Regions from separate parts of the Mus musculus genome. Here all the other regions are linked to region 1. A link is a loop called in an ENCODE intact Hi-C map of the cell type or tissue named here. Cell type or tissue: left cerebral cortex. All regions are shown on one strand.

Region 1 (4,000 bases):
GTATATAAGATTGATCAAGCCAGGTGTGGTTGCACATAGTTGTAATCGCAGGAGGGTCATGATTTTTACATTAGTCTGAGCTAGACAAGTCATCAAGACAAGAAAAAGAAGGACCAGGAGGAGGAGAAACAGGAGGAGCAAAAGAAAGAAATAAGAGTGAGAGAAAGGAGAGTGAGAAAGAAAGAAAGAAAACAATAATTTTGGTTAATTATTTTGTGTGGTTTAATCTTGGGTCCCGCCCTATCTTTTTATTTACATGCTAATATTCCAAAGTATCTTTCACAATCCAAATTTTGAAACACTCCTTCAAAGTATTTCAGATAATGGATATCCAGCCTGTATTTATTATCTTATTATTAAATTAAGTGGCTGCTACTTATCTATTTTATTTAGCATTCCCAGTGTGTGGTAAAGCAGACGATGACATATCTGCAGTGAGATAAATATTGCTCAAAGATACACACTTCTATATACAAAGCCTGCTTTTTTTTTTGTCTGCTTCGATCAGACAAAATAATTCACTGGAAGTGTGGAGGAAACAAATCAGCCGTCAAACGCTCTCTGTTCTCTCTGCAAACATTTGGATTGAAAGAAAAGCTTTGCCTCCAACGCCACTGGAACCCTCTTCCAAAGTCACTGTTAATGTCTGAAAGAGTCCGGAGTTATCTGAGTAATGTGAAGAATGAGGGATCTCTGCTGAAAAAAAAAATCAGCATTTCAAAGGGGTCAGATCATACAAAAACGGCATTCTACTGTACGCGTACAGTAGGCAAGGACATTAAAACATTAGATTTCTTAAAGGAAACTTACTAAGTACCTTGAGTGACGCTGGGACTATGGGGACGTTAGCAAGAGAAACAAAGATACAGGTGTGACACCTACAGCTTTCATTTCTTCCCGAGTCTAAAAAGGCACTTCTGCTGGCTAGTCTTTCTGACAGGCCCCTCACTCCCCACTACTCCCCTTCATCTATGGCTCAGTGCTCTCCCGTTTTATATTCCGAGACCACAGTAAAGTTCATTTCTTACTGAGGCCCAGAGAAAATGCCCCACTACAGAACTCTGCTGTAATCTGCATCAAGCTAATACTTAAATGCTCAGAGATGCTGAGAGGGAAAGGGGGCACTAGCAAACCTTTACAGAGATGCCCATTTCACCACTATCCCTGCACACACCCTCTGATCCTGCTTGCATATCAACATGATCTCTTATGTGTCTCCACTGCCCGGCCACAGGTACAATTTCTGTACCTAGACACTGCTCTCCAAAAATAAAAGGCTCGCAGTTCAGAAGTTGGGAGAGGGGAAAGCAGCCAGGAGAAGCAGATAGGTCTGGATTTGGAAACACTCTAGCCGTAACAGCTGCTTGACACCCATTGCCACGCACCCACTGAAGCCATGACTGTTCACCCAACTCTACTCCAGCCTGCCACAAAGCACAGCACAGAAACGAACATCACTGTCCTAGCATACAATTCCACAGTATTTGCAGAAGCCATCTGGAAAAATATCAGGGAATGTGTGTGTGTGTGTGTGTGTGTGTGTGTTTGTGTGTGTGTGTGAGAGAGAGAGAGAGAGAAAGAGAGAGAGTGTGTTAGTTCTGAATGCCACCCTGAATCCCTTTGCAGCATCATGCATACAGTCAGCCCAGGCAGGGTCCAAAAATGAATGGCAAGTTGTTAGCAGTCTGTGGCTCTCTCAGCCTGTATCCCAAGCTCCAGCTCTGATGGACTTTGGGAACAGCCTGCCCCCTTCTGGTCTCCTTGAGCTCCATGAAAGGGCAGGGCTTGGGGTGGGCACACCTTGAGGAGGACAAACAGACCCCTAGCTCTAGCCATCCTGTGCACACTGCAGCTCCTGGGGCAGGATGTGAGACAGGAGGAAGAGAGGAGAGTGCCGTGCATATGACAAAAAGTCCAGGACCAGCAGGACCGGACAGTTGAGAGCTACCAGGAATGGGAAAGTGAAAGAAAAAAAAAAGCACAAAATGTATTCATATACATATACATTGGAAGCTAAAAAAAATGGAGACATTGGAGGACACTGTCGGGAGGATACACCTAAACCCACAGATAAAAGCAAAATTGCAGACAAGCTCCGCTGCTAGGACTGGGGATCTAAAAACATGGTTTAAAGGGGAAGTGGCACCCCACCCCCGCCCTTCCGATTCCAAACCTGATGTGACTGGGCTAGGACATGAGAGATTACTCCTAGGTGAACACACATGGAGGGGTTGTGCATCACTGCTCAGACCATCGGTGGGGAAAGAAAGAAACCAACTGCTTTTTTCTTTATAATTCTCTCACTGATCTCAACAGGTGGTCTATGTACCCTGAAAGTACCTCCTGAATCCCCTTTGCAAAAGGTACAGTGAGTCCCTCCCATGGTCCCCTCCCCACCCTGCCTGTTTCCACACTGGGCCAGCACTAAGTGCGCCTAGTCCCTCCCACCTCCCAGTAGGTCTCCAATTTTAGGAAGAACATGTAATAGCGTTTTTGTTTTTGTTTTTGTTTTTGTTTTTTGTTTTTTGTTTTTCCAGTTGGAACACATGATCAACTCCAGGAGTTCAAAGGCAGTGAGTGCCTGGGTCCCCTTGGACTTGGGGACATTGAGAATGCTCAGGTTCTCATGCACAAGCATCACTACAGGTGAGGGTAAGACTTCTCCTTGGTAGCTACAGAGCAGCCAAATGCTCTGTCAGATCAAGTCCTGAGACTGCTTTAGCTCACAGACATAAAGAGCTGTGCTCGGGCAACAAGGGTCAAAACAATCCTGAAGAACTTAAGCACATCAGAAAGCACTTCTGACACAGCTGTGTAGCTGTGTCTAGGCAGTCTTCAGCAAGGGCTGCCGGAGTGACAAGCAATAACAAGGACTGTTCCCTTCCTACAGATCCTAGAAACACTCCCCCGGTAGCTACCGTCCTTCAGATGCTGGGCAGTTCTCTGCAGGGAACTGGGATGATGGACAGAGAATCACATGGCATATCACACCAGCCCAAAGACAGACAGACACTCATTCCTACGCAGAGCAGAGACCCTGTACAGTAGTTACGGACTCAGATCTCCTGCCCTCCTAGCTCAGAGAAAGGTGAAACAGATACCCCAAAGAAGTTGGGGATAGAAGAGGAAGACAAGCCGGTGCCCCACCTAGCCAACCAGATGGTACTAATAGAACTGGAAGACAGTTTCAGAGACCTGACTATTCACATCCAAGAAGAGCAAAGCACACTGGGAGGTGTGGTGATAGCGTGGCCAGACAGACAGACAGTAAGTGCAACTGACCACCCATGTCAAGTCAGAGACAGCCAGCTGGAACTAAGGGGCAATACCTGGAGGTGAAGTCAGGGAGGGCAAGAAATGGCAAGGTTAGGGACTGAGGAAGGTGGGGACTGGGGAAGGTGGAGAGAGAAGTAGATTCCCAGAGGGGAAAACAGGACCCAAAGTCAGATCAGGCTTGCAAGACCCAGTGTTGATTTGGGCACCAGGGACATGGTGGAGGACTTAACACACTCATTCTCAGCCCACAGCAAACAGCTCAGACCAAAGAGGCTGCGTGGAGAACTACCCTTGAGCAGCGGCTGAGGATCCGGTCACGATCCGATGCACGTACTCGAGTGGAGAGTGAGGCATCAACGCCCCCACCCAGAGAGCAAGTAGGACGCCCAGAAAGAGTGATAGGAAACAGGACCCCCTAGAAAGCGAGTCTCTTCTGGAGCTCACTTTCCAGACCCCAAGGGGGCGGTCCTCAGACTCCGCACAGAGCAGCGCGGCTCAGTGCACGACCCTGCAGCTGCCCAGGGCAGCCAGGGCAGTCAGAGGCAGCCAGGGCGCAGAGTCCCTTCGGATATCGGGACTTGTGTGGCCAAGACCAATGTGAGGCATGGGTAGGGTCGCCCATCTGTCTCTCTGTCCGCGGGGCTCGAGATCCCCTTCCCAAAGGGCACCTTACCCTCGCCCGGGAGGCTAGTGCCCCGCGGCTGGCAGGCTGCTGTGCGCGGGC
Region 2 (4,000 bases), 160 kb before region 1:
GAGTCTGTTGATGATTTGCTCATCTTGCAGGCTTCTCTGTATGCCTGGACTTTGGATTCACATTCTTTTCTTGACCTTTCAGAAATTCGTAGAGGAGATAGAGCCTGTGACTAATGGAAAGAAGCTGCTATTGAAGATGTTTGTTGAGGGGATACCATGGATTTGGACCCCCAAAAGTTCTGAATGTGTTCAGAGAGGGAGGCCTCTGAGACCAGTAGGCCCTCCATCCTTGACTAACCCCTCATCCTGAGCCTTTTCTTCATCAAGGCCTCAACATTGGTTTCCAGAGATTGGAAAGATTGCAAAGTTCCATCTGCTCAGAGCTGCCTTTCCATGACGGGTCTAGTCCCCTTCAAGTGCCTGTCTTAAAAATCTCATGGCTAATTGGTCCAGTGGCACTGGCCTGTCTTCCTATCTTCTCGGGGGAACCGATAGAAAGGTTATAGGTTTTAGGTTATAAGTCTAAGGTTATAGATTAGGCTTTAGAGTGAGTTCAAAGCCAGCCCAGGCAACTCACAGAGGCTCTACTTCAAAGTTTAAATAAAGAAATTGTGAAAAGGGTTGGAAACATAGCTTAGTAGAAGACAGATAGCCTACGATGTACAAGGCACTAGGTTAAATTTTTGACACCATAGGAACCACAGAAAGGAAGGGAGGGAGGGAGGGAGGGAGGGACAGAGAGGAAGGGGACAGAGTGAGGGATGAAAGGGAGGAGGGAAGGGGGGGGAGAAGGGTAGGGGAGGAAAAATAGGGAGAAAAACTCAAGATATGTCACCCATCTGAAAAAGCAGGACACTGACTCTAGCCAACACATGGAAACCAGCCCTGTGCCCAGCTGGGAGTGAAGGGACTTAATGTCCATGCGCACCAACCAGAGGCCAGGTGAGTTTGCCGGGATGACAGGAGTGTGCCACCGACACTTGTAGAGCCACACAAGCTGTATGGACACTTCTGGTGTTTCGGGTGTTTCCCTGGTGTTTGAAACTGTTCGGTTTCCTGCCTGCCCTGAAGCCTGATCAGCCTGCCTCTGGCTGCTTTGCCCTCTTTCCAAAGGCAAGATCACCGGATCTGCCTGGACTGCTGCCCCAGAGAGAATTTCCTCGGGGCTAAAGGCTGCAGAGGCCAAAGGACATGCTGGCTTAGAGCCCGTGCCTGTTCCCTCTTCCCAAGACCACCAAGACCCCGGGAACATCTAACCCTACACTTTCTAGCTCTTTCTATGTCACAGACAAGACAATGCTGCATACACAATAGGAAAGGAAAACAAAGGCCGCAGAGGGAGAAAGCGGACGCAACCCAGAGTACCGGGAAGTCCCAACACAAGCTGCTTCATGCCTCCCTGCACACCCTACAATCTTCCCTGTCAGCCTTCTCTTCCTCCTTCTTTCTAATTTCCCTTCTCTTCCTTTTCTTAGATTCTCTATTTTCGCAGGCTTGCACCCAATTCACGGTCTTCCTGGCTCAGCCTCCATAATATTGGGATGATCTGACTGTGGCAGTACACCTAGATCCTAGAATACATTGTTTAAAAGCCGAAATGCAGGAGACTTGGGGAGATGGCCCAGCAGGTCAAATGCTTTCCAGGTAAGTGTTCCCCAGAACCCAATGAAAAGTCCAGGTATAGTGGTGCCTGTCTGCACTCCTGTGCTGGGGAGGCAGAGAGAGGCAGATCCCTGGAGCACACTGGCCAGGGAGTCTAGTCAAATCACTGAGCTTCAGGTTCACTGAGAAACCACGTTGCCAAAATAAGGCAGGAAGGAAGACCCTGGCCATGGATGTTGGCACTCCACATGCGCACACACACCCACAAGCTGAATGTGTAGCCATGGGCTCAAGTCTGATTAAATCATTTTGCACTGGGGTTCTCTTTATTTTGAAATCAATAGATTCTTAACTCGATTATCCCAAAAAGGTCACCGTGTAAGATGACAGTCTTGTCAGACTCTAGCACAGGACCCAGGCTCAACTTGCCTAATAGTCCCAGCAACATGCACTCCAAAACAAACAAACAAATGAAAGAATCTTAAAAGATAGGTCAGGGGTTGGCAGAAGTCCAGCCACATATCTGTCCATGAAATTCCCCCTGGAAAACACTAAAGGGGATTTCCTTTACACCTGCTTCTGTTGATTATGGTGTCTTCATGGCAGAAGGACAGAACTTCAGACAACAGAGAACACAGGATTCTCAAAGCCCTGGTCGGCTTTCTGCAGGCAAGCAGGCTCGACTTCCCATGAAGAAGCAAAGGCCAAGATAACCAGGCTGGGGGGGGGGGGTGTCACTGGGAGATCACAGGCAAGGTCTGAGCCAATGAGAATCAGATGTCAGAGACTGTTGAGGCTGGAGACCCTCCCACACATGATGAGAGCCATGCCCACTAGGACATGGCACCGAAAATCTTTATGTTGGCACCTGCTTACATTCCACGGAGGTGGGGGTGGGGATGCTGGCAAGGACACCACACTAGTCTGCATTGAAACTGCCTTTTCTGAGTTCCAAACCAGTTGCAGAAGTTAAAACCGGAGAAGCAAGCTGGGAGGGGGAGGGTGGCTGGAGGGAGAATTAACAAGGAAAGGCTTTCCAGAGAGAGAGGTACAAACAGTGGAGTTATGAAGTGGCCTTGCATCACACAGAATGGCCACAAGCCCTGCAGTCTGGGTCCATGGCTCTTCAAAAGCAACATGTGTTTTCAAATTGATCCCAGGGGTAGACCCCATCTCTGCTGATGCTCCTGGAAAATGGCAGCCTGGTATGTGCCAACCTTTGACATGCAGGCTCATCAACTGATGTCAGCAGGAATACCTGCCTGGCTGCCTCAGATTCAGTTCCCTGCTATCTCCTGGCCTTTTCTTTCCCTGGCCCCAGGCAGATTTAAATCTCAACACCCTATTTGCCTCCAGGGTCATCTTTCTCTGGGTTCCTTCCTTGGCCTCTCTTGCTTCAACCTCTGCATATCTGCTCAGTCCCAGCCCTCACCCTTCTCCACAAACTCCTACCCAGGTCCCTGTGGGACAGGCACTTAAGGAGACAAATGGGTCTCCAGCAGATGAAAGACATCCCTATCCACAACTCATCCTTTGCCTCTGAGACTCCTCCCCCTCCCCTTGCCACAAGTGGGTGATAAATGGCACGCTGGTGAGCTCATTACCACAGCCTCTGAGGAAATACTCCTGAGGCCTGTAGCATCAGTGAAGGAAGACACCTGTAAATAAAGAAATATAGAAGCATGCACATGCACACACCACACACACACACACACACACACACACACACACACACACACACAGAGGCATACATGAACTACGCATGCACAAAGAGACATGCATACATTCATGCACAGACATAAATGCAAGTTATACATATAAAACACATATACACATGTACAGACATATGCATGTATACACATACACATATATGTATACCACACACTTGCATATACACACATACACATACATATATACATATGCACATTTTGTACACATCTACACAGGCATCCACACATGCATCCACACAAAAACACACTACAAATTCAATGATGTCTCTTCATCTGAAAGTCCAGGCTACTTGGGTTAGGGAAAGAAAAAAAGAAAAAGAAAGAAAGGTCTTCATATTGCCAGCCATGTGATTTCAGACTAAAGCTCCCAGCAGCTGCCAATAAATTATTTTTACTGTGTGGAGGTACAAATGAATATGCCACCTTCCTGCCCTAAATCTCCTTTATGAGTCTCTGCTTGCCTTGGCCCACCGACCAGAGTCAGGGGTTTGCAAACATGTTTTCATTGGCTAGATTCCCGCAGAAGGCCGTGGTCTCTCAAGCTGCCCCCTGCACAATGCAAGCGCCCCAATGACACTTCCTGTTTACACCTGGGCCTGGGCTGGCAGAGGACGTGTCTGTGTCCACAGTGACAGCCACACTTGCATCCAAGCTTTTGGAAAGCCTCTGCATGGGAAATGAGGAGATGTGATCACAGGAGCTGGTGCTGGACCTGAGGGGATGCTGCC
Region 3 (4,000 bases), 110 kb before region 1:
GAGCCTGGGCTCCAGGGGGCTTCAGACCGCAGTGATACAGCGATAGTTTCCAAGGTCTTCCTCAGCAGGAAAGTGGCTGTGGTGAGAGCTGAGCTCTGTGATTTTCATTTCAAGCTCTCTGTCTCTGATAGGCAAACACCACCCCCATCCTCCATTGGAGTGATCTCACAAGTTAGAGACAAGAGGGGGTGGGGCTGAGAGAATTCTCCAAGGAGGCCTTTTTTTTTTTTTTTTGTACTAACAATCCATTGATGATACCTACAAAGACAGTCCCTAAGAGACATATGCCTTTTAGCAAGGCAAAACAAAACCACAAAAAGCAAACAAATAAACAAAACAAAACAAAACAAATACCCCTATCTGCTGGCTGATATAGGTGCAGACATTATTAAGCCTATTTTGCTTATAAAAAATCTGACTCAGAAAAAGAAACAAAATTCTTTCTTGATACGTTACGGGGTGTAGAAGGAGGGGCCAGCAAGTAAGAGACCCACCTTCTCCATGTTAAATCAGCCGTCTGAGCTGGGCAGTGGTAACACATGCCTTTAATCCCAGCACTTGGGAGGCAGAGGCAGGTGGATTTCTGGGTTCGAGGCCAGCCTGGTCTACAAAGTGAGTTCAGAGTTCCAGGACAGCCAGGGCTACACAGAGAAACCCTGTCTCGAAACCGAAAAAAAAAATCAGCCGTCTGCTCTTCTTCCTGATCTTCTGTGCGGCGGGAGAATTCTTTCATTTTCTAGTGCTCTCTAGTCAGCCCACTGGTATTTCTACTTTGGTGAATTTATTTAAAAAAGAAACATTACCCATATATTGGAAGGAAAACTAGTCTAATTTGCCACAAATGAGATGTAAGTAGGAAAATACACACTGAGCTATTAATGTCTTTAAAGTTTGCTCCTGCTGTTCGTAAACTCGTCTTGTGAGTCACCAGCTTCCTCCCAACACACCGTGAAAGGCTGCTGAGGAGAAGGGGAGTCTTGAGCTTGTTCTGGATGGAAGGGGGCAGGAACCAAGGACTAGAAGAAGCATCCAGGGTGGGTGCCTGGTCTACGGGAAAAGGTGGAGGTGAGCCAATGGTGGATACCGCTGCAACTCAAGTTTTGTGCTGAGACCTAACTTGCTGGGCTGTGGAGTTATGATTCTTTTCAAAGCAAGGACAGAAATGGTAGTGTTTGAGTCACCTCCAGAAAGCCAGGTGGCCAGGCACTAACAACACCTCCCAGAGTGTCCAGCACTGTGCTAAGACTGCTTTTCCAGCAGGAGAAGTAAAACAATCTAATTTCCTAGATAATGCTACATTATGAGCGAATGTCTAGTGTCTAAGAGAGATTAACAGAAAGGGAAGAAAAAGAGATCAGTGGCCAATGGCAATCAAGGGACACTGATCATATATCCCTATGGCTTGCTGGCATGGGAAGTGTGTGTGTGTGTGTGTGTGTGTGTGAGTGTGTGTGTACATGTGCATGAGCACACACACGCATGTGTTTCTCTGGGATATCGAAGACTAAGAGAGATACACAGACTTTGTAAAGGATGAAGACAGCTCTAGCCCATGTAAATTCCATAGGGAATCCTCACCCAGCTAAAGTCAGCAGCCCCTCCCCCATCGAGTTCAACTTCTGCTTTATGACGTGACCGAAAGGACACTGGAGGTCCCACATGTAGCTATTGGGGTGCCGAGGGTGGAGGGGCAGCAATCTGAACTTGAACTGAGAGACGGCCAGGACAACTTTTCTTTTTCTTCCTTTATAAAGTGCAATTTTTCTCCACTCTTTGTCTTTTAGCCTTCTGAGAGGAAACAGAAAGGGTTTCCTTTGTGCATGGTTCTGGTTGGCTGAGTTTGGTTATCCTGGCTGGTGTCCACCCCCACGGTGTGGGCTTCTTTTAGATCTCTGCATCACAGTCAGCCTTCCCTAGTCCTGAGACCTTGTCAGTGCCAGCTGAGGAAGCTCACACACCCCTGCAGATGACAGGCCTTGTAGCTTTCCCAACAGGAGAAGTGAGTGACAAATTTGTTAACAGTCACTTCCAGAATAAAATATTCTGCATCTGTGATATCTAGGAAAAAAGCCATAATGAAATATTATAAGATCTTACATAATACACGGCAGCTGGGATAAAAAATTAATATTCAGCCCATAAGGGCCCACAAATGCCTCCCCTCAAAACAAAACAAACCAAAAACAAACCAAAACCTCCAAACAAACAAACAAACAAACACCCAAAACCCAAACAAAACCCCAACACCAACAAAACAAGTTTTCCTTTGAAGAAGCAGGTAAGTCTAACTCGTTCGTATTCACAGTCAAGAGAAGAAAGTGACCTATGAGGATCTTCCATGGACTGAACAAGGAACAATTTTCCTGGAGTTCTTAGGTGCCAAAGTCTGTGTTGACAAGCCCAGAGATGTGCCCTCCCCAGCCTTCTGCAGACGTTGTCTCCTAGGGAGACAGATAAAAGAACCTCCACAGGACATTTCTTAGTACATATGAGATCCTGGGGTCAAAGTCAAACCCTACCACACAAAAGACAGCAAGGGGTGAGATAAGCCTGGGTCTGACTCTCAGACCCTCATGCTCTTGACCGCTGTCTCCGAGGACAATTCCTTCCTCACTGCAGACCTGCCCACTATTGACCCATTGACCCAATGACCCATTTCCTAACTCAATTCCCCTGAACTCATCCTGCACATGTAAGATTCTTGCCTATCTACACTGCACCTCTCTCTGAGGTTAAGAGTCATATACAGCCCAGGATGACTTCAAACTCACTCTGTAGACAAGGGCAGCTTTGAACTTCTAATCCTCTTGTCCCCTTGCTCCAACCGCTTGGATTTCAGCCATGTAGCGCCACACCTGGTTTTGTGCAGTGTCAGCTGTCAAACTTAGGGCTTCATGAATAGTTAGCAAGCACTTTACCTACATTTTTGTTTTAATGCTCCTTAACTATGTTCTTTCTTCTCCTTTTGTCAACATCCCATTCACCCACCATGAAAGCTCTTCCAATGTCCTCATTTGGTCCCCTCTGTCTCCAAACTCACCTCTACAACCCATTCCCACACAGCAGCAGAAGGATCTCAGATTGATCTCCTAGTGAGTGGTTCTCCTGTTCAGACACCTTTGGTGGGTCTCTATCACCTACAGGAGGATTTAGGGCCTCTTGATGTGGTCTTTGGTACTTAAGCCTTTTCCTTCTGCATCAGCCACCTCACATGCTAATCCCTGACCCTTGCCCCCGGCTTCCTTGCCGCCATCAGCTCCTATAATTTCCTATAATTTTTCCTGTTGGTGCTCACGCTCCACCTCTGTTTTCAGGAACAGCTTTATCTGTATGGAAGGATATGTTCTGATCCTGACTTAATTCTCACTCACCCTTTGGAACATGTTGTAAACAGCTGCTTCGCTAGGGAGCCAGTCCCTGGGGTTCTGTTGGGAGTGCCAAACATTATCACTAAATGGACAAGAGCTCACAGATAGGAACATCAATAGGCCCTTCCCATAGGTTGGACTCTATGTAGCTCAGTGACTGAGTACTTTCCTAGCTTGCTCAAAGGTGCCAGGTGCCATTCCCCACATGGACATAAATTGACATACAAAGATCCAGCTATAAACAGAGAAGAAAGCCAGAAGATAGTGAGCTAGCTCAGTTGGTAAAGGGGCTTGCTGCACAATGATACAAGCCTGCCAACGTGAGTTTGATCCTTGGAATTCACATAAAGATGGAAGAAAAGAACTAATCTTATTAGGTTGTCCTCTGACCTCCACACATGTGCCCAGGTAAATACTACTACTACTACTACTACTACTACTAGTAGTAGTAGTAGTAGTCTTGCACATGATCACTCTGTGGGAACTTAGCGACACATCTACACTAACATGTCTCAATAACCTCCCAGGACCTGTCTAGGAAGCTATGGACTTAGGAGTCTATGGAGAGAGTGTGCTGGGGTCTTTGAACTTGTATTTACACAGGCATTATTTTTGCTAATTCTGGTTCCTTC
Region 4 (4,000 bases), 170 kb before region 1:
TATAGGCTTCAGACCAAGATGGACTAAAGAAAAGAAGAAGGTTTCCCCCTTAGCTCAGACTTTGCCTCTGCTTCCTGGCCTCTGTGCCATGAGCTCTTGTGCTTTGGCAGGCCCCCTCTACCACAAGGGGCTGAGACTGAGTCTCCAGAGGATTTGGGAATGAGGTAAAGGCAGGGGTGTGGCTTCAGCCCTAGACTTTCATGATCTCGATTTAAAAACGACCTTTCTTCTTTGTTTCCAGTTCAAGATGCCCTTGCCTGTTACACTTGTGGAGTTATAGTCCGTAAAACACAGGAAGGATCAGTCAGGGTGACTTGGGACTCCTAAGGTGGAGAGACCAAAGGGTGGACAGGAATTCCATGCAACTCTGTGAGTGTTGTGTATGAGCACATGTGTGTGTGTGTGCGCGCGCGCGCATATGTATGGGTGTGTATGTGTGCATACATGCATATGAGAATTCACATACAATTTCATGTGTGTGGGTATGTCTGTATGAGCATGTATGTGTATGTGTGTTTGCATGCATGTGTATATGCATTTTTGTGTATAAACATGTATGTGTGCATGCACATGTGTACTTGCATGAGTGTGTGTGTCTGCGCGCGTGCACGCATGTGTGTGTGTGTGTGTGTGTGCGCATCAGCTTTGTGGCTGCAGTGAGTGTCCTATCTTTGGGAGGAAGGGTTTGCTGGGGATCTGGAGACAACTTCTTCTGAGGTCATACTCAAGGACAGGTCTTTCCACAAAACCCTTAAGAATCTCTCTCTCTCTGCATGTTCCTTGGTAGACAGTCTATAGGAGTCTTCTGCCCTTGTATACGTGCAAGCAGGTAACAGCCGTCTTCAAATGGAATGGAGGAAGACTTCTATTCACTTATTTCAAGATTATTCTCTACAGGAGGCAGAAATCAAAGGTCAGAAAAGGAAGAATGGCCCTGTAGGGAGCCAGTCTTTTCCAGAGTGTCCCCTGGGCTGAGTGGGGACAAGGCTGAGAGACAGGCAAAGCAGAGGAGACACAGAAACAAAGCTCCTCACAAAAGTCAACATGGAAAATGAACTTCCCTTCCTCTGGATCTGTCCCTAGGCTCTGACGAACTGGCCTTCAGTGGCTACGGTCTGGGTGAGGCCCAGTGCATGCCTCTGTGTGGGGAGGACCAGCGAGGTTCCTATATTGTCTGATGTCAAGTGTTCCCCCTATTGTGCCTCTTTTCCTCATTTTGCAAGAGATAAAAAAGGACCACTAGGCCAAAGCCCATCCCTCCAGAGCAGACGGAATTCCGGGTGTCATGGTTTCCAGAAGGGAAGGCAATCTCCCTGTGGGGTGTAATTACATCCCTGCTTTTCGCAGAAGAATAGTTTATGGCTTAAATGCTATTAATTGTAAGCCATTCTGTTTCACGGGAAGTTGTTCATTGATAACTACCCAATTAGAGTTATTTTGCAATTAGTCTATTCACAGTAAATTTACTGCAAAGGGGAGGCCACGGTGCAGGAAATTAAAGCATCGTGGGTCTGGTGTGCCATGTGTCTTAAATGCCAACTCCATTAACCAGTTTGGAGGTCCCTGGAGGGCATGCCACCTTCGCCAAGGCAGAGACAGCCAACCCCGCAGGCAGCCCCAGTGAGCTCACGCTAGCTTGCAGACATTTCAGCACGACCCAGGAGAAGCACGGGAAACGCTGAAGGCTGCTATTCGGTGGTGGATGACTGTGGAGTAAGCGTTAAGGCTCATATCTGCGTAATGTGCAGCAGTGACCAGGTACATTCACTTAACTGTGCAGTCTTTAAACCCTCTGCGATGAATAAATACAACACCAAGGCACAGAGAGGGCAGGCAACTTGCCGAAAATCTCAGAGCTTGCAGAGGAAGTCTGAGATGCAAATGCAGGCACTCCAGTCTGGCACACATGCCCCCCCATTATTGCCACAGGCTCCCTGTTTCCTCAGCTGACACCCTCCCTTCTCCTTCAGACTGTACTGAGGAGAAGGGGGCACACCTCTCAGGCAGCTAAATTTCTTTGGGGTTTGTATAACTCAAGCTGAAGTGAGAATCTGTTTCCCCCCTGAAGACTATCAAACTTGTGGAAGCAGACTCAGACTCTTCATCCTGAATTCCAATACCGGCTTTGCTGTCTGTTAGGTGGATGCCTCCACCCAAATCCTAAACCTGTCTGAGCCTCAGCTTCCTCAGAAAAGGATTCCCGGAGATAGAACAGCACTGACTACGGATGATTCTTAGCGTAATGATGGATGACGTACGGCTTTTCAACTTGATAACATTGGGAACGAAAATTCATCCCAGCACTATCCTGCTTCCCCCTTTCACTGCAGCATTTACTACCTTACACAAGGCAGTCAACACATTGTCTTAATCTAAGCTTTGTTTTTGTTGCCTTTGACCAACCATAGGCTCAGAAACTTTCTCAGCACATTTAAGGTGGACCAGACTATACTACAACATTCCATAGGTCAGATGTATTGCATGTCTTTTTGACTTCATGAAATTTCTACCTTAAATTAGATGCCCTGGATGGAAGCCTCTTGCAATCTGGAAAGCAGTCTGAATCCACTGGAACCTAACCAAGTGCATTGATGTTTGTGTATTGTCTCTTAAGATCTGTGATAAAGATATACAGCCCAATGACCATACAGATTTGCTACTTGGCCCTTCAGGGAGCAAGCATGCAAGCTCTAAGCGTGACAGGAGCCGTATTACCTTGGTTCAGACTTCCAAAATGCCCCTGCCTGGCACTGGCTAAGAACAGCTCTTGGAAACATTGCATTCCACTTAATTATTGCTGCACACAAAGTGCCAAGTGCAATCAAGAACACAGACAGGAACCACCTGGACCACACGGAGGCTTGGGAAGGGAGAATCTTCTAAAATCTGTCTATTGAACAGGAAGTGTTGCATAGATGCATATTTGCTGCTACAAGCTCAAAAGGTCACGCTGAACTTGACTAAGAGGGAATGTGTGAAGGCCATGTTAGCCTTCCTTTCCCATCTTTCCTTGGGACACTTGGAGCTTGGGACCACAACCCGTCTAATAAACTGTATGGATACATAGAACCATGAAGAGGTGTCCCTCAGGATCCATGGGGATTTGGGAACCAGACCCTATAATTCCCATATCTAACAGTGTCCTTTCTCTTAGATGAAATGGTATGGTGTTTGCTTATATCCTGCACATCCTCCTCTATGCTTCAAATAATCTCTGGGTGACTTATAATTTTTTATGTAATGTTGGGGCTGTACAATATTGCATACGTAAAAAGCCTACGTCTGACAGAGTCTAATTTTTTTCTAATTTCTGTAGCCTGTAAATTCCAGATAGCTATGAACACAGCACAGCACATCTGCAGACACCGAGATCATATCTGCTAAAGGGAACAGGTCATATGATACTATCACATGTCATGATTTTGTCAAACTTTCTTGATAGCAGACGGCAGGAGTTCAGAGTTCCCAGACAAACCAGATCTTGTGGTCAGGGTTTGAGGTGCAGTGTGGCTATATTCAGAGGGCCTGAGAAGGCAGAGAGATGGGGCCAGGGACAGGAGAAAGAGACCTACCTTCTAGGGGACAGAATCGAGCCACCTTCTCTGGCATCAGCAGCCCCAGCTTGTGGCGACAGTAGGTTTCTGCAATCTCCTGGCGACAATGCTTGGACTTAGCGCGGGTCAGTGCTGAGATGGCCTCCTTGCCAGAGATATCACACTTGGGGGCCTGGTCAGACTTGGTTTCGGGGGACCCACCACCACCACTCTTCCTGGCATGGCTGTGTCTTGAGAGATCCTTCCCTTGGCTACTGTTGCCTGTGGCTTTCTCCCGAGGAGGCAGCACCTCCTTGGGGCCTTTCCCCAGGACTGACTGGCCCTGTCGTTTGTCCTGGGCATCCAGCTTTCTCTGCAAATGCTCTTTCTGCCTGCTGGGGGGCTTCTTTGCCAGCTCTGGCTGGTGTTTCTGCTTCTGGGTCCTGGGGGCGAAGTTGCTGTTATCC
Region 5 (4,000 bases), 53 kb before region 1:
AGCTGTCTTTATATAGCCCCGGTGTCCTCGAACTCAGAATTCTTCCTCAGCCTCCTCTGTTTTGGGATTATAGGCATGTACCACCACACATACATTCAACCCACAGGTATGTTTTAGGTTTTAAAGTGTTTACAAAATGTAAATCTTTTTAAAATGATGGGTATAGACCACGATGTTGTGGAAACTGCAGTTGGTTAGAATGGCTGGTCATGGCAGACTGTGTTCGTATTTTCCCCCTGTGATTGATTGTTAAGAGTATCATACAAAGCAGTGGGTTTCATTATAACATGCTACTGGATGGTTCAACATAAGGAAATACAAAATGAAAGGGAAGCTAGGGGCTTCCAACTTGAGGGCGACTATCGGGAGTGTTGCTAGAAAATGTCACTCCTATGTAGAGGTGATGAGATGAAGCTGTGTGGTACATGGGGTGGGCCACACACCATGGGTCCTAGAGAGTGCCCTGTGAGCTCAGCCCCAACACCCGAGGGGCTGATGATGCCTTGAGTTGGTCTCCCAGCATGCATCAGGTGCCTCCTGTGGGAAAGAGAGAATAGCCACTACCAGGCTCCAAGAAGGTGATGCTCACAGGGAGAACCTAAGGACTGAGGAGGTCCTGAAGGTGGCATGCTAGGACAGATGCTGCCTGAGCACTGCTGGGGACTGCTTAAGATAGACTTCAGATACAATCTGGAGCATCTTGTAACGAGAGAGAGAGAGAGAGAGAGAGAGAGAGAGAGAGAGAAAGAGAGAGAGAGAGAGAGGAGAGATTTGGGTACAGCATGAGATTATAGTGCATATATATATATATATATGTGTGTGTGTGTGTGTGTGTACTTATGTGTATGATTATACTTCTATATGCATGTATATGCTTATGTGTATGTTCATACGTGAGCTTGTATGTATTTCTACCTGTGTATGTGTGTGTGTTGGAGGTGGGATGACTGAAAGCTCAAATAGCATGACAAACATATGTGAGACAAAATCAACACGGGGGACTCGGAAAAGGACAGACACCACTACCCTGCCCTAGAGCTGGCAAGTAGACAAGCTGGGCAGTCCCATCAGTAACCAAAGGCTCCTGGGCTTCAGCTTTCCTCCCACCAGAGCAAAAACTGACGGCCCTTTCCCGTAGAAGGAAAGAGGAAAAGATGTCCTTGTCACTGCTGTCAGCGTGATATGCGGCCCACAGAGCTTCTCGTTTGCACACTTCTGCGGTGTGCGCACACACAGCACAGCATCAAAGCAACAGAAGGGAACTCATCACCAGCTCACCCAGCGCCAGGCACTGCCATAGTGAAACACTTGCCCTATCCTGTGTGGTGCCCACTCATTCCACATGGGGAGAAAGTCAAGGCTGGCTACTGCCAGACTAATCCTTCAGAGTTATATGGTAAGCAACCGGGGAAGTCGGGCTTGAAATGTGCGCTGCCTCCTTGTCTCAGGAACATTTTTAGCACACACTCCAGCATATGTGAACATGCACACAAAGAATACTCTGCTCACACAGCCATGCAAAAGCAGCCTAGAGCTACAAAAAGGGCACAGGTAGGATTGTGGCTCAGTGAGTAGAGTGCCTTCTATCCTGCATGGAGCCCTGGGTTCAATCCCCCCACCCCCGCCTGCCTCCACACCACATAGACCAGACATACAGTATACCTCTGTAATCCCAGCTTAGATAGATGAAGGCAGGAGGATCAGACAGTTACCACAGCAGGTTTGAAGCCTACTTCAGCTCCATGAGACTCCTGTCTCAGAAAGAGAGGCATAAAATGCACACATCCCTGTCCCCAACCCATCTTCGGACAAGCTATCCTTTTGCGCACTTCTGGGGACGCCACTCACACACAATACCAAAGATGGTATCACCACCAGATTGGAAAGTCAGTGTGCAGAACCCCCCTGCCTGAGTAGACAGCTTCACCTCCTGTGCTCCTTCTCCAGGCCACAGACACCTCTAAGATCAATGTCGCCCTGTGCTTAGGAGGCCTCCACAGCATGGAGCCAAGTCCTGCTAGTCACTGAATGTGGTTCTTGTCAGCTCGGCCTCCTGCACACAACACCGTGCTCTGTTTCTCCTGGCATTGGAGCCCTGTGTCTGCTCCAGCCCTCATTTTCACATCTTTCCTCCCAGCAGACACAAGGCCCGCTCAGTTCTTGGGATTCCATGTGGCTGCCAAGGCCCGGTGGCGGGAGAAGGGTTTCAGAAGCCACGGTATAAAGCGAGTCACAAGGCCAAGGCGGCTGACTTTCCATCCGCTACACACCCTACCCAGAGGTGCAGGGCTCTGTCACAGTTAGCCCTTGTTCTCACCCACTGGGAGCCCTGGGGAGATGGAATTCAGGAGAGCAGAAGCCAAGATGGCTTCTGGAATCTTCCTCTGAGGGCCTCGGCTGCTGTGGGCAGCCAGGATAGCTGATGCAACTTCTCACAGACATCCATTCACAGTTGGGGCCTATGAGCCAGGAGGTACTCAGGCTAGACCAGAACAAGTAGGCTCCCTGTCATCTATAGTGGCTGAGAAGTGGGCTTGAAGCCAGCAGAGGCCAAATCTGGAGCCCCAGGGCATAACACGAGCCAGAAATAGAGTAATAGAAACTACTGTTCCAACTCTCTTCCTTCTTTGTACCTGTAACCATAGCCAGACACAGGAGAATGGCCACTTGAAGTCAGCTCCTATTTGTGAGTTCAGCACATAGACACCAAACACTTATTGAGCACCTACTATGTGCTAGAGGGCACTGCTGGCACCCATGAGAAGAAAGCCTCAGGTGAAGCAGCCTCCACACTCCAGCAACGTATCTTCAAGATCTGCAAACTCTCCACAGCTCTTGAGGTAACTCGTGGCTGTGTGAGCCAGAGAACAGCATTTGCTCTCTCCAAGGACTCTACCAGTTTCTGTGAACTCTCTAGGAGTTTCCAGCTCACTCTGAGGGCCCTGAAGAGACCAAGTTGATCTCTATCATTTGCCACCCAAACACTACTGGGGCCTAGGAAACCTGGGAGCAGCAGAAACGAGGAGATGCAGGTTGAGAAGGCAGCCAGCATCTGGAGAGCACTGTGCTCATCTGGAAAGGCAAAGAGGCAGACACCCAAATTCCCTTACGCTCATCTGTGGGGTCAAGGGTCGGGACAGTAGTGGAGATGCCAGACAGTAGGATGGTTTGTCTGAGTCAAGGCAACAAAAAGTCATTTTTCCATCTCCTTATTTGCCAATGCCTATTCAGTGAATATCACTGGACACAGCCTGGAGGCTGAGAGGAAGCAAGGAAGGGGAAGGGGGCATAACAGACCATCTGTCCACAGCCTGCCCACAAGGGCCGTCTTAGGCACCTTCTAAAAGCCCCTTCCTTTCGTCTCCTCCCCTCCCTTTCACTCCTCCATTTCCTTCTCATTCTCCTCTTCCTCCTCCCCACTTTAGCAGGCCCAGTCTGTGGGTCTCCGCTCACTGCAGTGCTACGTGACCTGAGCCTCCTAAGCCGAGTGACCTTCCAGGAGGTGCATGGAACTAAGTGTGATTTCTTCCTGTCACTTCCAGATCTCATGCCCCGAGCTAGCGCCTCAGTCTCCAGCTCCCTGACATGGGGACAGCACCGCTTTCTTTTAAGATGCCTGTGAGATCTTGGCTTTAATATTACCTGTGCCTCAGCCGGGGCGGGGGCGGGGCGGGGGGGCGGGGCAGGGGGAGGTGACTCAGTGAGCTAAATGCTTTCTGTATAAGCATGAGGACCTGGCTTTGAACCCCAGCACTCTCATGAAAAGCTTCAGAGTGGCCCGTGCCTATAATCCTAGGCATAGAGGGGCTGAGGCAAGATCTATGGGGTTCACTGCCCAGCTAATCTGCCTGAAATTATGAGCTCCAGAGAGACCCATCTCAAAAAATAAGGTTGGAAGCAAGATATCTAGAAAAAACCATGACCCGGCTCCCCACAATCACCCACCCACAGACACAGACACAGACGCAGACACACACATACACACAGACACAGACATAGA
Region 6 (4,000 bases), 720 kb before region 1:
CTTCAAGACTGCTGGGCACTGGCCATGTCACACCTCTGGGTCTGTCACCTTGCCTGACTGCTGCTTAAAGCCACTCAGCACACACACACTCCCAGCTGTGCACACAGTCGAAGGAGGCTGACCCTTGTACGCAGCAATTTTCATTTGGGACAGGTTGCTAGAAACCTTGATAATCTCAGAGTGTCACTGCCTGGGCTCTTCTAAGCTGTCCTGGCCTAGTATTCTCCAAGGTCAATTTCTTCAGCAATTTCTTTGTTCTGAAGGTTTCCTAATTAGCTTCTTACAGCTGTCTTTCTTGCTTAAGTAATAGTCTTAACTGTGGGTGTGTGGGGAAGCCTTGTGTATGGTTGAACCTTCTGGCATAGGCTATAGTTGCACAGTGTGAAGTCTGGAGAGAGGAGAGGGGAAGCCCTGGGTGTGTGATGAATGGGGATGCAAACTCGCACGTGGAGACTCATGGTGGCTCCCTCCTGTCTCCATGGATAACCAGATATGTACACTGCTCACTTACTCCAAGATCTGCATATCTGAACTAGCCCAATCCTTTCATCCTTTCAAAACTGATTTCAAAACCACGCCCAAGACAACTTCCACCTGGTGCCACATGGCATGGGCAAGGTATAGCACTTCTGAGACCATTCCTAAGAGGACCCCAGACACCCAGAGACTGGGCACCACTAGGATGACCAAGTGGTAGAGAGATGGAAGAGAAAGAAACAGAAGAATGTGCACAATGAAGAGAGGCAGAACTAGAGAATCAAGGAGCCTGATTTGAGTACCACCTAAGGCCGTAGTGAGGTCCTGGTCTTTAGGTCCTTTGTTACCACCAAAGGCTAGTCAGATGTCCCTGGTCTGGGCTGCTGCCCTGTCATTGTATGAGGATTGTGCAGAGCTGGCCCCATCCCTTGCCTCCCAGCCCTAGGAGAGCTAGCCATGAAGGTGGAGAGTAGGAGAGCTCACCCTATCCACCCCTAGCCGGCTGCAGGTCCTACACCTCACCTAGGAAGCACAGTAGAGCTGGCCCTGGTAGTGGGAGTTGTTGGTAAACTGGCCCCAAGGGTGTGAGCATGGCAGAGCTGGCCCTGCCACTTATCTGTTGTGTGGTGGCATAGGTGAGGGGAAACATGCTCCCTCCCCCACTCTTTACCACCTGTAGCAAGTGGCAGAGCCGCCCAAGGGCATGAGAGTGGGAGAACTGGCTCTGCCCTTAACAGTTGCAGTGCAGGAGAGCTTTCCCTGGTGCTGTGGGTGTGGGAGAGCTGGCAGGTGAGCAGCTCAGATACCATCCAGGCCCAGATCCAGGGCTTTGAGTTGGCACACCCCAATATCAACTCCATCTGTGGACTGCTGGAGAGCATGAAGGGGCAAGTCCTACACATCTAAAGCTACAGGATCTCCACGACACAGGGTGACAGTAGGGTGTCCAAGGGGAGTCCTAGTAAGTTTCCAGTATTGATAGTGTAGCAGAAGCCAGAGGCCTTGAACTAGACAAATGACTCATTGCAATGAACATTTGCAAGCAAAGGAGTATGGACAAAAGGGTGTACTGTGGGACATGCACACTGCAGCTTCCACACCAGGTTTTTTTTTTTTTTTGGTGGGAGGTTGCAAGGGTGAAGGACAGTACGAGAGAACAAGGAGATGGGTGGGGTTGGGTTGCATGTATGAAATTCATGAAGAATCAATAAAAAGTTAAATAAAATTAAAACCAGTTATCAATCCATCATGAGTCTTGTTAAATTCTCTCCAGGCTCCCATGAGTGCTTCAAGCATCCTCTCTGCAGTTTCATGGAGTTTCCACTAGGTGACAGCACAGGACCACAAGTATCTTGAAACAGTTTGCTGCCATTAACCTATGTCTGGACTGGAAACCTTGTTGAGATGAGGCAAATTATTCATGGCCACAGAAAGAAGGTTCAGAAGGAGGGAGGATGTGTATCGTTGGCATTGGCCTTCAGGTCAAGGAGAGTTTGTCGTAGCTACTTTTCTACTGCTGCGACAACATTCTAAGACCAAGAGAACTTAATTGTGCCAGGCGTGGTAGCACACGCCTTTAATCCCAGCACTTGGGAGGCAGAGGCAGGCGGATTTCTGAGTTCGAGGCCAGCCTGGTCTACAAAGTGAGTTCCAGGACAGCCAGAGCTATACATAGAAACCCTGTCTTGAAAAACAAACAAACAAACAAACGGAGAGAACTTAATTGTGACTTGCTTACAGTTTCAGATGGTGGGCTCATGACATCATGTCAGGGAACATGATAGCAGGTATGAATGAATGATGCTAGAGCAGGAGGAAGGGAGGGAGGGGGAGACTGAGTGTGAGGACGAACTGGGCTTTTGAAAACCCCAAGCCAGATCCTAGTGACATACCTCCTTCAACAAGGCTATACCTACTAATCTTTCCTAAACAGTTCCTCCAACTGGGGGTCAAACATTAAACATTCAACTATATGACCCTCTGGGGTCCATTCTCATTCAAACCACCACCACAAGATTGTTCTGAGGACTGGGGGGATAGGTTGTGCCCAACAACCCATTCACCCATCCATCTACCTACCTATTCACTACCCACCCATTCACCTACCTACCCACCCATTCTCACACATACACACACACACACACACACACACACACACAGAGAGAGAGAGAGAGAGAGAGAGAGAGAGAGAGAGAGAGAGAGAGAGAGAGAGAGAGAGAGCACATACTAATACATGTCATACCAGACACAGAGCATAGCTCATCTCCTTCCCTCCCGTCCTTTGGAGCATCTGGCTATATGGTACAACAATTGCAATTCTCCTTCTTCAGACTACCATTAGATTACCATAACTGGCATTATTGGTGTGTGCCAGCATATCCAGTTCCAACACTGCTTTTATTGAATGTACAGCTTTCTTTGGTTCATTTGTGTTTTTGAGACAAGGCCTCACCCTGTTGGTAAGACTGGCCTGGAACTTGTCACTCTCTTGCTTGTAGTCTCTGAGTGCTGGGATTGCAGGTGTGCCTGGGAGTCAGGGCTGCTTTCATCTCTGGCTCGGTGCTAATGACTGTTAGATCCGTCTGTGTTGTTCATTCTTTGCCTCCCAGTTTTAATATTACTTTCTCTTCTGCTGCACTTTTTAATATAAACCAGATAATCGTCTGGAGGCATTTTTGCCCCTTGTGATCTCAATAAAGTTTCCCCAAATGCTTCTTCCTGCCCACCCCACTCCCACTCCTAAGGGAGAACCAAGACGACTCCGACTTCTGCTAACTCCTAGCTTTCCTAGCTCTAGGGCTCTGCTTCCTTAGGGGGATGCTGTGACCTACAGCACTCAAAAGCTTTAGGTTTTTTTTTTTTTTTAATTTTAAAAAATGTGGTGGCAGGGTAAATAAATTAATATTTTATTAGCACTAACAACCAGGAAACAACCTGGGCCTGTATGAGCTTGGCTGGCTCTTGGAAGGTTCGGAAGAGGGACATAGGGACATCATTACGTTCCAGACCTGGGTTTCTCATTTCTCACCCGCCTAACTTCCTCCTCCGTCCCCAAGGGCTCATCCACTCAGCTGTGCATGGCTTTCTCCTGCTATGCAAGTGGAGGACTGAACATTTTTTGCACAGTTAGTAGTCCGCTGCCAGCTAGCCCACCCTGAGTGCTCACAGAAGGTCATTCAGCACATGGTCTGGGTCACACTGAGTTTGTGGTGTCCAGTTAGACACAGTCAGGTAGACAAGCACAGGGTACAGGTTTAAGGACTCACCAGCATGATGAGGTGTTCCATCTGTATGGAAGGCAGGGCTCTCTGACCTCCAGTGACCAGGAGCAGCTTGTTCTTCAGTGACAGGGTCCTAAGTGGGACCAGGAGGTGAGAAGATCAAAGAGAAGACAGGAAAGTTGAGGTTGGGAGGAAAGTCTCCCACAAAGTATGTCTCATGCCCAGCAAGTTCAGTAAGAGTTACAGCATCTTAACTATTTGCAGGGAAAGAAGCAAATGGACAGAGTTAGTGGAAAGCTATC
Region 7 (4,000 bases), 240 kb before region 1:
CACAAAGCAGGGCTGGCACATAGGAAGGTATGACATCCTGCGGGAATTTTGAGAATGGCCTCTTTGGACACAGTCTGTTCATTCCGATTGAGTCCCAGCCCTGCCCTGCCCTGATTCTGTGAGACCAACATTTCTCTATATTCAGCTTCCTTGCTTGTAAGATAAAAATCAGCTACTGAGTTGTTGATGGTCACAACCTAAAGCTAGATACTTAAGTCAACATTCAAGACTATGGAACCATCTCGCTTTTATGCGGTCATTGCAGCTGCTCAGTTCAGCCAAATCGGAAGTCAGTGGGACTTGTTCCACTAACTCTCCTTGTCCACAAGTTTGCCTAAAGTAGGCTTGTGTCACTCACCACCGAAAGAATTCTTTGTGCTACAGCAGTGGTATGGCAACCAGAGGTAAGCTGGCCTCATCCCTGCCTACTGGGGAGAGGCAATGGGAGATGGACTGTGGGAAGCCTTGACATACAGTAAGGGAAGACTCGATTAACAAAGAGAAGAAGGTTGTAGGTGACTCACTCATTCATTTATTAATCAATTAACATCAATTCATTTTATTAACAAATTAACACTAAAATATTGTACTTCATTCCTATATACCAAAGAGTCCCAGCTGAGGATGTAAAGGGTAAATGCAGGAATCTGTGAGCAATTCTGATCTGTGATACTTGGGCTTTGGGGTTTGAGAGGCAGGTGGTAGTAATATGTTATACTGCTCTGAGCCATGTTAAAACTATCTGCCCACTGCTGGTGCACCTGGATCACACTGAGTGTGTGTGTGTACATGCAAGGGCTTGAGATATGGGATACATCCCTACCAGCAGCATTTTGGTTTTATGCTTACCATGGCAATAGCATCACCATCATCATCATCCTCACCATCACAGGCAACATCTCATTTAATCCTATCTATCTAAGACTGTGACTTTTTCGTTTTACTGGGAAAGGCATGGTCTCAGAGAGGTTAAGTTACACAAGCAGTGCAATGCAGCCTGAAACACAGGAGATCAGCATTTCATTCTAGGAGGTGGGACCTCAAAGGCCATGACTTTAATTGTGCTACCAAGTTCCTAGAGAAGCACTTGGGAAACTGAGCAAAGACTAAAGAATGGTCAGCCTGAAACAGTACTGCTAGTGTGGATGGGATTTTTGACATGTGTTGATGAATGGAGCTGGCTTCCTGCCCATGATGTAAGGTGCATGGACCAATCATATAGGTTATAAGGAGGAGAAGATGGGTTTTATTCTTGACCAATGGGAGAGGACTACTAATATAAGGGTCACCTCTAATAATGAACACTCCATATAATTATCCCTAGATGTAACCAACACACACCTCTGATGTCAAAAACTCCTAGGTTCCAGTCCTGACATTTACCAACTGGGCAACCTGAGAGAATCCATTTGAGCTCTTGAAGCCTCCCTTTCATTTACGGAGAATTTAAATATGAATTCTTACTCTGCATTGGATAAAGCCAATGTCAAATGCAATGGGCCAAGAAGCCCAGCAAAGTACTAGGGTCTCAGCAGGGAGATTGCCCACAGGGACAGTGATTTGTGTTTGTCCAGCCAGCCTCTCTACCACTAGTGGCCCCAAATGTGCTATGCTAACTGGTAGGGACTCATAGGGCACTGACCAGCTTTGAAGTGCCTTTAAATACAGTGGAAGAATATGATCAAGAAGGGGCCATTGGATGCAGAGTCAGCTGCTGAAATGACAGGTAAAAGAAGAAATAATGCAACCCATGCATTCTGGGGTGACTCCTCGAAAGGTCAAAGCAGGGAGCTTAGTGTTTGCTTCTGTGAGATAACAAGGTAAACTTTGAGACACAAAACCTATTATCTCTACAAGCCACAGCAGAGACACTCTTAAACAGAGACTGTAAATTCAAATCCCAATTGTAGTCATATCAGGAACAGAGACAGGAACTGCCATGACCTGGGGGACATGGGATTGGATTGCATGTCAGCTCTGAGCAAAGTCAGACATAGGTCGAGGGACTCCAAGGTTTATCGTAGTTAATTGGAAATCTAGATTCTCATGGAAGATATCATGAGTCACTTTACCAAAACAAACAAACAAACAAACAAACAAACAAACCCACATGAATTATCAAAAAGGCCAAATGCAAAATATTAACAGACTGTGAGGATTGCTAGAACTACCAGGGTTTATATTGTATTCAATGTCAGAATCCAGGGGGCGCTCTCCCACCAGGAAAAGATGCTGTTTGTGTATGGGTCTGTGCTCACATGTGTGTGTATATGTGTGTGTATATAGGTGTGCATACATGGCATGCATGTGGAGACCACAGGACACCTTCAGCATGTGGGAATGTTACTGAGATGCAGTCCCCAGTCTACCTACTAACCAAGTGAGAATTAACCATGACTACTCTGATCCAGGGACCAAGACATAAAAGATTCTAAATGGGCTGGACAGACGGCACTGCTGATAAAATGTTTGCTGTGCAAGCTCAAAGATCTGAGTTCAATCCCCTAAACCCACGTGAGGGTTCCTGTCTCAAACACAATGTGGGTGGTACCCGAGGAATAGACTTGAGGCTGTCCTTTGGCTCCCACACACACAGGTGCATGTACACCTACACACATGTGCACCCCCATACATACACATACACAAGTGCATGTACATCCACACACAAATGTATACCCTCATACATATACATAAACACACACAGGTGCATGTATACCTGCACATACATGTGTACCCTATATATATATATATATATATATACACAGTTACATGTGCACCTGTACACACCCATACATACATAGATGCATGTGCCACTGCACACACATGTGCACCCCCTTACATACACATACAGATACATGTGCCACTGCATATGCATACATACACATGCACCCCCATACACACACACACACACACACACACACACACACACACACACACACAGGTGCATGTGCCACTGCACACACATATGCACCTAAACACTCATGCACACACGTACACATACAGGAATAAGTTCAAAATATTTCCTGGGAGAAAAGCTGGGAGCCTGAGAAGCATCTGCTTCTGTCTGTCCTCGGCTAACACGAGGGCCCTTTGAGCTCTCTCTCTCACCCAGGAAACTTTCCCCTAGTTGTCTACCTGCGAGACAGGCCCCAGCTGTAGCTTTCCACCTCTGTGGTGCGTTACCTTGCATTGTCCCGGCCATGTGACTTCAGGAAGTTCATATCTCGATATCTGGAAAGAAATGCTACCAGCTGGTCATTTGTCCTGTGGAAACAAACAGAAGAGAAAGTCAGGGTCCTCTGCAGAGGTACTGGGGTTTGCTCCATTTTTAGTCCTAGGCAGCAGATTTCACTCTGCTTTCCTGGATTTGCCTGTTCTGGACACAGCACACAGTCTGATGATGTGTCTTCTTGGCAGGTCCTATCCCTGGGCCTGTCACATTGCCTGAAAACACGCTGTGCTCTAGTTTCATTCTGGCTGCAGTGTGGTAACATCCCAGAAAGGGGCAATTTCAGAGGGAAAAGTTATTGCCCTGGTTATTGTCCATGAAGAAAGCCAGTGTATCAACAGCTGACTGCTGGACACACCACAACCACCGTCAAGAGCAGAGACAAGCGATTGATTGTCACGCTCATCCTGGCTTCTTCATTGCTATACATGTCAGGACCCCTACCCAGTGAACAGAGACACACACATGTGGCTGGGTCTTCCCATGACAATCAATTCTGACAATGCCTGTCCCCATACATGACACAGGCCAGCCCAATATAAACAGTCCTTCATTAACCCAGGTGAGTGCAGGTTTTGTCAAGTTTACAGTTAAAGCCACAGGCTGTTTGTGTATCCGTTTCCCACACACTCTACTCTTCAGGGAATTCTGAGGACAAGAACAGTGTCTTATATGCTTCATTGGTTATGGTCAACAGTAGTTATCAGTACTCAACCCAATGCCACAGATCAGACTCAGGGTCTTCACACTTGCTGTGCACAGGCCATTATG

Evidence for each region. Hi-C counts contacts between places; a loop is a spot of excess contacts. Peaks named below come from ENCODE experiments on the same cell type or tissue, not always from the same donor. Only the 100,000 strongest peaks of a DNase experiment are listed, where the experiment ranks them.
Region 2: it touches region 1 in a loop (2.4-fold over the local background); 10 of 42 quality-filtered maps call a loop at or near these places.
Region 3: a loop joins it to region 1, with 2.4 times the contacts of the local background. A loop is called at or near these places in 8 of 42 quality-filtered maps.
Region 4: it touches region 1 in a loop (2.9-fold over the local background); 12 of 42 quality-filtered maps call a loop at or near these places.
Region 5: a loop joins it to region 1, with 2.3 times the contacts of the local background. A loop is called at or near these places in 10 of 42 quality-filtered maps.
Region 6: it touches region 1 in a loop (6-fold over the local background); 17 of 42 quality-filtered maps call a loop at or near these places.
Region 7: a loop joins it to region 1, with 6 times the contacts of the local background. A loop is called at or near these places in 37 of 42 quality-filtered maps.

Annotation. Positions count from the first base shown.
Region 1 is chr7:117,381,470-117,385,469 of GRCm38, reverse strand. It overlaps Xylt1 (xylosyltransferase 1), which reads right to left. Exons shown (of 12, transcript NM_175645.3): 1 at 3,950-4,000. Among named protein-coding and RNA genes, the nearest start is that of Xylt1, 2.5 kb to the right of the region's middle. In left cerebral cortex, a CTCF peak has its summit at 1,770 (motif pointing left); DNase peaks (open chromatin) are centred at 2,097, 2,954, 3,182, 3,585 and 1 more place; H3K4me3 peaks cover 3,288 bases; H3K27ac peaks cover 2,126 bases.
Region 2 is chr7:117,540,312-117,544,311 of GRCm38, reverse strand. The region is part of intron 2 of Xylt1 (xylosyltransferase 1); the gene reads right to left. Among named protein-coding and RNA genes, the nearest start is that of Xylt1, 160 kb to the right of the region's middle. In left cerebral cortex, no CTCF peak of the experiment used is centred here; a DNase peak (open chromatin) is centred at 2,375.
Region 3 is chr7:117,488,615-117,492,614 of GRCm38, reverse strand. All of the region lies in intron 2 of Xylt1 (xylosyltransferase 1), which reads right to left. Among named protein-coding and RNA genes, the nearest start is that of Xylt1, 110 kb to the right of the region's middle. In left cerebral cortex, no CTCF peak of the experiment used is centred here; DNase peaks (open chromatin) are centred at 858 and 1,905.
Region 4 is chr7:117,548,670-117,552,669 of GRCm38, reverse strand. It overlaps Xylt1 (xylosyltransferase 1), which reads right to left. Exons shown (of 12, transcript NM_175645.3): 3 at 3,573-4,000. Among named protein-coding and RNA genes, the nearest start is that of Xylt1, 170 kb to the right of the region's middle. In left cerebral cortex, no CTCF peak of the experiment used is centred here; a DNase peak (open chromatin) is centred at 1,594.
Region 5 is chr7:117,434,405-117,438,404 of GRCm38, reverse strand. All of the region lies in intron 1 of Xylt1 (xylosyltransferase 1), which reads right to left. Among named protein-coding and RNA genes, the nearest start is that of Xylt1, 55 kb to the right of the region's middle. In left cerebral cortex, no CTCF peak of the experiment used is centred here; DNase peaks (open chromatin) are centred at 1,312 and 2,141; H3K27ac peaks cover 1,449 bases.
Region 6 is chr7:118,100,250-118,104,249 of GRCm38, reverse strand. No RefSeq gene overlaps it. Among named protein-coding and RNA genes, the nearest start is that of Rps15a, 14 kb to the left of the region's middle. In left cerebral cortex, a CTCF peak has its summit at 1,797 (motif pointing right); DNase peaks (open chromatin) are centred at 497, 1,018, 1,279 and 1,799.
Region 7 is chr7:117,621,184-117,625,183 of GRCm38, reverse strand. It overlaps Xylt1 (xylosyltransferase 1), which reads right to left. Exons shown (of 12, transcript NM_175645.3): 6 at 3,184-3,264. Among named protein-coding and RNA genes, the nearest start is that of Gm34762, 140 kb to the left of the region's middle. In left cerebral cortex, a CTCF peak has its summit at 2,197; DNase peaks (open chromatin) are centred at 2,227 and 3,416.